Linked DNA regions of Homo sapiens: region 2 is linked to region 1. A link is a loop called in an ENCODE intact Hi-C map of the cell type or tissue named here. Cell type or tissue: PC-3. All regions are shown on one strand.

Region 1 (5,000 bases):
GACAGTTTTGGGGAAATGAAGCTCTAGAGCAAAGCCTGCACAGTTTTGCCTGGGCACTGGGAATGTGAATCCATGTGCATTTCCAAGTTTGGTTAGCTATTCCCTGGCCCTAGTTCCTCTTGGCTTTGCCCACTCCCTTCCCCTTCAGTAATAGTAACAATTTATTCCTTTCTGACAAAATGGTAAGCGTCTTCTTCTCTGAGTGTTTACATATTTGCCTCCGTTTTGAATATTCTTCCCAGGAGACCCCCCCACTGAACCTCCAGCCTTACAGAGGGGACAGTCAGTTGCAGATATTTTGCATCAGAAAACCCTTTCCAGGTTTGAGTGCCTTCTCCAAATCATGTAGGATCTTTAGGGCTTAAAAGAGAACCTTACTGGAATTATAAGGAACCAGAGGACTGTGCAGCCCAACCTCCATTACCTGCAGCAACCCCACTCCAGGATGTTAGCGCAATGCATTTCCTAGGAACAGTTCATTTCGTGACCCCACAAGAGTAAAAGAACTGCCAGCTTCCCTACAATTCAGGGCAAACTGTGATAGAAAAGAAAGAAAGAAAGAGGGGCCATCTCCTCCTTGGCATCAGGGCCAACTTCAGACTCCTTGTGGAGCCCAAGATTGTCAAAAAAAGAACCAAGAAGTTCATCCAGCACCAGTCTGACCAATATGTCAAAATTAAGCGTAACTGGCAGAAACCCAGAGGTACTGACAACAGGGCTCATAGAAGGTTCAAAGGCTAGATCTTGATGCCCAACATTGGTTATGGGAGCAACAGAAAAACAGCACATGCTGCCCAGTGGCTTCCGGAAGTTCCTGATCCACAGCGTCAAGGAGCCGGAAGTGCTGCTGCCATGCAACAAATCTTACTGTGCTGAGATCATTCACAATGTTTCCTCCAAGAACTGCAAAGCCGTTGTGGAAAGAGCTGCCCAGCTGGCCATCAGAGTCACCAACCCCAATGCCAGGCTGTGCAGCGAAGAAAATGGGTAGACAGCTCATGTGCACATTGTGTTCTAAAAAACCGTAAAAACTGCAAAAAAAAAAAAAAAAAAAAAAGAGAAAAACTTACTGCACTCATATTCTGGCTCATCCATAAAGCCGCCTTTTAATTTTCTGGTTCCTTTGTTGAGACAGTTCAAAAGAGCAAAAGGACTTAAGATACACCAGGGTCAGAAAGATCATACAGCTCATTTTTACTCCCATCTCTGCCTGAGAGGATGGTGTGAGGGTCAGAACACATCTTTATGCTAATCACCTCTTCCCTCACAGCACATTCTGGAGGGGGAGATGCTATTTTAAATTCCTTGCTGGGAAGGATGTCAACAGAGGAAGACAATGCTGGCAATTTGTTTAGAATGGCTGTCACTAGGAGGTAAAAGAAAAACAAAAAGAAAAGGAACCTACAGGCAACATAAACAAAAGCCCAACAATCAAACGACAAAAGCCCCTAGTCTTGCCTGTCTCAGGCCTCATTCCCTGCCTCTTTTTGTCCTGCTTCCTTTCTAGACAAAACTGGGAGATCCTGGTAAGACTCAAAGTAAAACAGGCCCACTCAAAACCTCAGATGCAGAAGCACCTTACCCTTCTCACCGGCTTTGTTCCATTCCCCTTCCCTCAGGCTTCCCACCCTGGGGAGAACTTTTCCCTTCTCATTTTGTGTCCAACAATAGGCTGACCTCCTTTGGTCAGTTCCCTCAGGCTTGAACCCAGCAACTCTCCACTGAAAATTAAACAGGCAAACGTGTAGTCCCAGGCTACATATGGAGAAATAGGAACTCTCTGGCCAAGGAAGGGCTAATAGAGCCTCTGGAATTATAGTGGGCCTTTCCTCATCACAGAAATTATGACTTGGCAACTTCTACTCATATTTCCATTTGGCATGACAAGATTAGAACAGCTCCCAGCTGGGAGGGCACTGGCTCTTGGGACTGAGCTCTCTTTGTCCATGAGCCTCCCAAGGAGACATCCTAAACTGGTGTGTGAGTGTGGTGCCCTCCTACCAAATTACACACAGGTATGTACAAAGATGGCAAACACATGAAAGAGAACACTGTTTCACATATTCCTAAATTATGAGTTTGACAACAGAAATAGAAAAAACAACCCTAAAATTTGTATGAAACTACAAAAGACCCAGAACAGCCATAGCAAACCTGAACAGAAAGAACAAAGCTGGAGACATCACACTTCCTGACTTTAAAATATACTACAAAGCTATATTAACCCAAATAGCATGGTACTGGCATAAAAACAGACACATAGACCAATGGGACAGAATAGAGAACCTGGAAGTAAATCCATGCATTTACAGCCAACTCATGTTCAACAAAGGTGCCAAGAACATACATTGGGGAAAGGACAGTCTCTTCAATAAATGGTGCTGGGAAAATTGGATATCCACATGCAGAAAAAGGAAACCAGAGCCCTGTCTCTCACCATATACAAAAATCAAATAATAAAAACAAATTAAAGACTTAAATATAAGACCTGAAACTACGAAACTACTAGAAGAAAACACTGGAGAAATGCTTTAGGACATTGGTCTGAGCAAAGGTTTCTTGGCTAAGACCTAAATTGTCAGTCTGAAACAAATTAAGTTTCTCTGATGTCCCAATATTGTGTAATTACTTAAAGGAACACACAGGGGTAGGAAAACAATCCTCATCTTGTTTCTCACCATCAGATTTTGCAGAATGCTTCCTGGTTGTGAATCATAATGAACAAATTACATAAATTCCATATCGTTACCACAGACTTCCTTTAACACAAATAATTTTCACGTTCATGATCTCATGAGATCATGGGCCCCTGCTGACCCCTCACACCTCATCTGTTGACATTCTGCTCCCCACCTCCAAGACCAGTCAGCCACACTGACTGTTGGGTCCCAGAATGTGCCATGTTTTTTCTCCCCAACTCCCCTGACCCTTGCCTCGCTCCTGTTTATTCTTCAGGTTTAAGTGTAGACATCCTTTGCTTTAGGTTAATGCTGCTGTAATCCCTCCAGACTGTAAACTCAAAGAGGGCAGAGCTGAGGTGTGTGTTCTTCACGAGTATCTAGCAGGCCTTGGCTCACAAAATAATAGGTCCTTAGTGGTATTTCCCAAATGAACAAATCAGAATGGGAGTTATTTGTTAAGAAGAAAACCTTGACTCTTCAGTTCCTTTTCTTTTTTATTTTTTGAGACAGGGTCTCGCTCTGTTGCCCAGGCTGGAGTGCAGTGGCACCATCTCGGCTCACTGCAACCTCGACTTGCCAGCTTCAAGAGATTCTCGTGCCTCAGCCTCCCGAATAGCTGGGATTACAGGTGCCACCATGCCCAGCTAATTTTTGTATTTTTAGTATAGACGGGGTTTCGCCATATTGGCCAGGCTGGTCTTGAACTCTTGGCCTCAAGGGATCCGCCTGCCTTGGCTTCCCAAAATGCTGGGATTACAGGTGTGGGCCACTGCACCTAGGCCAGTTCTGTCTGTTAAAACACTTTTTTTTTCCTTATTTTTAGAGAGGAAGTCTTGCTGTGTTGTCCAGGCTGGTCTTGAACTCAAGCTTAAGCCATCTTCCTGCTTCAGCCTATGGAGTCGCTCAGATTATAGGCACATGCCACTGCACCTGTCTTTACAACCATAATTGTCTAATCTGCAGACTGATAGTCTATTTCTTGCTGATAAACTGTGTTCCCCTTGCAATTTTCCCTTTCATTCATTCATCCATCTGATATAGGATTCTTTCTATTGCTTTGGTTTGCCATCTTCCCCGAAAGGCATACAGAAAACATTTTTTCTTTCCCATCCTGTTTGTTCCAAAGAGATCCTTGTGAACCCTGCCTCCGTAGGCAGCAGTTCTCGTGGACCCCAGGAGCCTGCTCTGACCTGGCATGTGCACGCTGCCCACAGGTTACCACTCCTTGGCATACAGATTTATCACTCTGGAGGAAGGCTGGTAAGCAAGACCAAGCCAGCTTAGACACAGAAAAAAAGTGCTGAGTGCCTTTTAATGCATAACTGGCAGGTGGCTTTGCAAAGCTTTATAAAAATAATCATAGTAGAGAAAAATCAACATGAGAATGTTGCTAACAAGTGGGATACATAACATGAAACTTGAAAGGCGAAAAACACATTCAAATTCAAATAAAAGAATATTTAATTATAGTGCCATCAATTCCTCCACACCTGAGCTGAATTATATCAGACAATTCGAGGAGGAGACAGATGGTCTACCTTCACGTTTCCTGAATTTCTGTTGTGAAATATGTGAGACATAACAACACACACATCTATTAGTGCTTATTATCTATTAGGCACTTCACCTAATAATATATATGCATGAGGTTAATACTGTTGGAATCTCCATTTTACATATGAACAATCAGAGAAGAGTTAAGAAATTTTCCCAAGATCCTAAATCTAGAAGGGGAAGAGCCAAAATTCAACTCGGGAAGTAATTATAGATTACAGGCTCTTAACCACGAGACTACCCTGCCTCTCATATACCATTTATAGTTTAAAAATAACACAAACAACAATGTACCTGCCATCTACTTGAAGGAACAGAATATTATCAGTAAATATCTTAGAAACCCAACAGGCCTCAAGCATATATTCCCCTTGGTATCTGCCTCTTCTCCTCTCAAAGTAACCATTATCTTGAATTTTGGGCCAATTTTCTTGGTTTTTGTTATAGTTTTAATGTCTATATCCCTAAACAATATATTGGTAGTTTTCACTTCATGTACATAGAATTCTAATGTATGTATTCCTCTATGGCTTATTAAACTCAACATTATGTTTTTGAGATTCTTCCCTGTTAATGAGCACAGCTTTGGCTCATTTTGGGGGTGGGGGAGGTGCTATAAAGTATCCCAATATTTGTTTACCCGTCCCACCACTGGACACGCAAGTTACTTCCAGTTTCTGTAATAAAAACAATTCTGTGAATATCTTCTTGCATGAACGACGATGCAAGAGTTCTTCTAGGAGAGTCGGTTCTTGAATTTTAGCA
Region 2 (5,000 bases), 64 kb after region 1:
AAGTCTGAATCAGTAAACCTTGTTAAAAGAACTCACACACACAGAGCCACACACAGTATGGGCACAAAAATGTCTCTGACATTATTTATAACATTAAATAACTAGAAGAAATCATTGAATGAATAACTCATTAAATAAACTAGCATAAACCCAAACAAAAGAATTCTATGGTGTCACTTACAATGACACTACAGAGAATATGCAATGACACAGAGTTGCGTTAAGTGTAAAAAAGCAGGTCATCAAACAATATGTGTGTGTGCATGAACTTGTGAGTGCTGGGTCATATATGCACAGATCTTTATAGAAGACATACATACGTACACAGATGCTCCTCTGCTTACAGTGGGGTTACATCCCAGTAAACCCATTGTAACCTGAAAATATTGTAAGTCAAAATGCATCTCATACAACTAGCCTACTGATCAGAGCTTAGCCTGGCCTACCTTAAATGTGCTCAGAACACTTACATTAGCCTACAGTTGGGCAAAATCATCTGGCAACACAGTCCACTGTAAAGTGTAGGTTGTTTACCCTCATGATTGGGTGGCTGACTAGGAGCTGCTGGCTCACTGCCACCGTCCAGCATCACAAGAGAGTATCATACCACATATCCCTAGCCTGGAAAAAGGTCAAAATTCAAAATCAATTTGAAGTATGATTTCTACCAAATGCATATTGCTTTCACAATATCAGAAAGTTAAAAAAAAAAAAGTAGCGGTGCTTTCATTCTGCTTTGTAAAATGAAGGCTGCCCTGATTAAAAAAAAAAAGTAAGTTGGGAACCATCTGTTTACAAATGAACATGTTATGGTCTGAATGTGTCTCCTAAAATTCATGTGTTGGCAATTTAACCCCTAATGCAACAATGTTGGGAGGCAGACTTTTTGGGAGGTGTTTAGGCCATGAAGGTAGAGCCCTCGTGAATTAATGCTGCTATAGAAAAGGGCTTGTGAGAGTGAGTTCACTCTCTTGCCCTTCCACCTTCTGCCATGTGAAAACAGAGCAAGAAAGCCCTTACCAGATGCTAGTGTCTTGATCTTGGGGCTTCCCAGACCCCAGAACTGTGATAAATTTTGTTCTTTATAAATTACTCAGTTTGTAGTATTGTTATAGCAGCACCAGACAGACTAAGGCTGTGTGTGTGTGTAAATACAGATACGTGGCATGCATATATATTATTAACAAACAGGTAAGAATCCAAACGACATTCCTGAGCACATTTCTTAACAAACCCCATGTCTAAGAAGGTGATGCATGTTCAGGACACACTACCTCCAATCACAGTACCTGGGCATTTGAGGGAACAGGAGAAGCAGCCCATAGAAACTAGGAAGAATTCCCCTTACTCCTCCTCTAAAGCAAGCCATGAGACCTAGCTCACCTTCCCCAGAAAATAGATCATTAAGACCCGATTCCAGAGGGGCCCTGCACCATACCCAGAGGAAAGAAATATCACACAGGGATGCCAAGATGATGCTGAACAAACAGGCCTTGCTAAGTACCCCTACCCCTGAGTTTATTACCATTAGATCTTTTGTCCTTTGATCAAACTTCTGTATGACTGTCCCTAAAAATACAGTTTGCCCTGTTTCCTTGGGGCTTTCTGAAGACATCTATGTGACATAAGCTTATATTAAATCAATTTGTTTGCTTTTCTCTTGTTAATCTGTCTTTTGTTATAGGGGCATCAGCCATGAATGGGTAAGAAATCTCTTCTCCCACATAAGGGTAAGTGTGGAGATTTCAGGCGCTTTGCCTCCTAACAGGAGGATGAGTGGGCCCTTTGATGGTGCTTTAAACCAGGGACCCTTGGGCTCTTTTTGGCTGATATCCATTTGCCTGGGTGGCTGCGTCAGAAGATCTGTTGAGGCAGATGTCTGTGGGTTAGTTGGGAACTCCTCAACAGCTTTGATAACTGCAGGGGCCACCTACCCTCTCCCTCTGAGGATGTGCAGGTTTGAAAGGGCCTTAAATATTGTGTCACTCTGAGGCGCCTTCACACACAGAGCCTTTCATGATTTCCACAAACTGCTTGCTTTCTTCCAGGATAACAACAGGGTATGATATTTCATCAAACATATATGCCATTAGACGCACCATCATTTTATTACTTCCAGGAAGAAAAAAAGCAGCCAATTAAAATATGTATAATTCTTTCTTAACACTTCAAATTTTAATTTTATCCTTTTCATAAGAGCTGAGACTTAGACACATTTTTATTATCTATCACTATTGTATATATTTAATAAGGGATATAGAATTGAAGTAGGTTGGCTAAGGTTTCCAAAACTTTTACATTTAGAATCCAACTGCTCTCATCATTTTTCAACTCTGAATCATGTATGTTCATAATTTTCCACACAGAAGTGTTGTGTGTTTCATGAGAGCACCGGTGACGCAGCATTTTTTAATTAATCCACAACAGCACTGGAAGCCTCAAAGCTAAGGGTGCAGAAGTTCTTAAGCCAGCTTTGCAATCCTCTAGAGCCAGCTTACTTCTGACTCCCACTTCAGGAATGTGGCTAAGCAAGTCTGAGTCACACCTCCTCAAACTCCTCCGCACAATTAGTTGGATCCAGTGATGCTTAACAAGCCCTTCACTTTTCTCTGCAGGATGTTCTTCCAAGCTGCTGGACACCCATCCCACAAAAGTTTGGTGTGTTGGGACTCAGGACATTCTACCCCAAAAAATGGCACCTTGGCATTTGAGGAAACAGCAGAAACAGGAAAGTCTCTCAACTTCCCCTTGTCCCTCTCCCCTGAAGCAGGTCACAGGATCCTCATTCCAGAGGTGCCCGCCCCATATCCAGAGGAAAGAAACATCTTTAACTCTGAAGACACAGGGATACAGAAGAATCTGAACAAACAGCCTTGCTAAATTCTCCCCAGTTTATTCCCATTAGATCACACCCACTTTATCCAATTATATTTCTCCATGACTGTCCAGTCTTCCTCAAACTTAAGCATAAAAATATACAAAGTTTACCTATTTCTTTAGGTCTTCAATTTCTCATAAAGTCTCCTGTGTCATGTAAAACTTATATTAAATAGATTTGTATGCTTTTCTCTTGTTTATCTTGTCTTTTCTTATGGGGGACCTTGTGATGGGTGAGGAAATCTTTTCCGCCCCTGCAGGTGTCTGCCCTTTTGATGTTCACATATGTCCAGGAGATGACATGTCATGCCTGTCCCCTGGCTGGCAGCAAAAATCAAATATAAAATTCAGATATGTTAAAAAAAAACAAAGACGTGTCTTAGTTCTGAGGAAATACTGTCATAGTCACCCCCCCACTGATACTGATGCCACACTCTTAGATTTCTCCATCCTTCTGATTTTTCTTCCTCTGTTGCTAACTGACACAGCACAGGTGGCATGATTCATTTTCTGTCATAATCATGCTTACCATAGAAATTATAAGTACTCCTTGTGTACCTGTGATATATTTTTACCACTCTCTCTTTTTTAAAAAATCACCACCCACCTCCTTGCCACCACATTCAATACTTACTGCTGTTGCATATGTCAAACCCTATGGAGTTAATGGCATTAAAGGAACTCTTCTCAAGAACTTGGTACAAACAGAGCAAACATATGGTTGCTTAATGAAAAATGAGATGCTAAAATACATGGCTGCACACAATTTGTAAAAACCTGTTGGTTTTCAGAGGAAAACACTTACGGTTATTAGTCTATCTTTTTGTGCAATCATAAAAGTTTATATAGTCTTATATGCACACATGTTTACACATGTACAGTCATCAAAATATTTAAAAAAGTTATCTGAGGGTTTTCTTTTTAATGTATCCATAATTGTGGATATTTTGACCATTGGACACAGATTACTTTCATTTGAAAAAAAAAACCCTCTAAAAATTAGTTTTTTGAGAACCCAGTGTTTAAAGCAAGTTTTAAAAGACTGCTGAGAAGAGCGTTACTGCTTCTTGTTCTAATAATTTTAGGGAAAGCCAAAATCCTGGAGAAGAGGCAAGCAGAGCAGGGGCCTGGCTCCAATGCGGGGATGTGGAAGCCGCAGATTCCCATCAGGCCAGCGCAGAGATGTTTTGTCCGCAAACGCAGAGTGGCCAAACAACTTGGTGATTTGGAAACTTCTTAGGGCCTGCCCAGAATTCAGGTGACCATGACTGGCTAGAATTACTTCATTTGTACTGGTCTGTGCCTCTGGAAGCATTGCTCAAGTCAGCATTCTGGAGTCCTGAGTCTTCAAAATGATTTTACTTTGGATTTACCATAAGCAATAAGCCCAAAGTCTGTAAAGTGTTGGGGCAGGAATTTGCTAGTTTGCTAATAATTTACTGACTTTTTTTTTTTGAGACAGAGTTTCACTCTTGTCACCCAGGCTGTAATGCAATGGCTTGATCTTGGCTCACTGCAACCTCCGCCTCCTGGGTTCAAGCAATTCTCCTGCCTCAGCCTCCTGAGTAGCTAGGATTACAGGCGCCCGCTACCATGCCCAGCAAATTTTTGTATTTTTAGTAGAGACAGGGTTTCACCAGGCTGGTCTAGAACTCCTAATCTCAGGTGATTCACCTGCCTCAGCCTCCCAAAGTGCTGGGATTACAGCCATGAGCCACCATGCCCGGCCATGTGTCCATCATTTTTAAAACCTTAACTCCACTCCAGTGCCCAGCATAGCACCCAACATAGTAAAGGTGCTGAGTAAGTATTTGCTAAAAGAATGAATACAGGACATTCTGACCTGCTCTACACAATCACAACATAGTGATTATTTAAACTATAAGATAACACAGCCTTCAATCTTTTGAAAAAGTTAAAAGTAAGGCCCATATTGTATAAAAACCATCTTGGACCCACGTAGTTTGGATTTAGTTAACTTCTTATAAATTGATAGATGTCTTCCCATAAAAACACATGTGCATGGCTGCATGTGGTTTTTAAAACCCCATGATGTTATTTTACAATCCTAAGAATACCTAAATAATAATGCTTTGTCTCTTCACTTAATAAGCCTGCAGATG

The links. Hi-C counts contacts between places; a loop is a spot of excess contacts. Peaks named below come from ENCODE experiments on the same cell type or tissue, not always from the same donor. Only the 100,000 strongest peaks of a DNase experiment are listed, where the experiment ranks them.
Region 2: it touches region 1 in a loop (2.5-fold over the local background); 4 of 110 quality-filtered maps call a loop at or near these places.

Annotation. Positions count from the first base shown.
Region 1 is chr12:62,658,235-62,663,234 of GRCh38, forward strand. The region is part of intron 9 of PPM1H (protein phosphatase, Mg2+/Mn2+ dependent 1H); the gene reads right to left. It also overlaps the pseudogene RPL32P26. Among named protein-coding and RNA genes, the nearest start is that of MIRLET7I, 57 kb to the left of the region's middle. RefSeq lists enhancers at 688-1,213, 715-1,009, 1,214-1,740. In PC-3, no CTCF peak of the experiment used is centred here; a DNase peak (open chromatin) is centred at 2,737; H3K27ac peaks cover 1,573 bases.
Region 2 is chr12:62,722,600-62,727,599 of GRCh38, forward strand. The region is part of intron 5 of PPM1H (protein phosphatase, Mg2+/Mn2+ dependent 1H); the gene reads right to left. Among named protein-coding and RNA genes, the nearest start is that of MIRLET7I, 120 kb to the left of the region's middle. RefSeq lists an enhancer at 1,800-2,999. In PC-3, no CTCF peak of the experiment used is centred here; DNase peaks (open chromatin) are centred at 562 and 2,502; H3K4me3 peaks cover 411 bases; H3K27ac peaks cover 3,669 bases.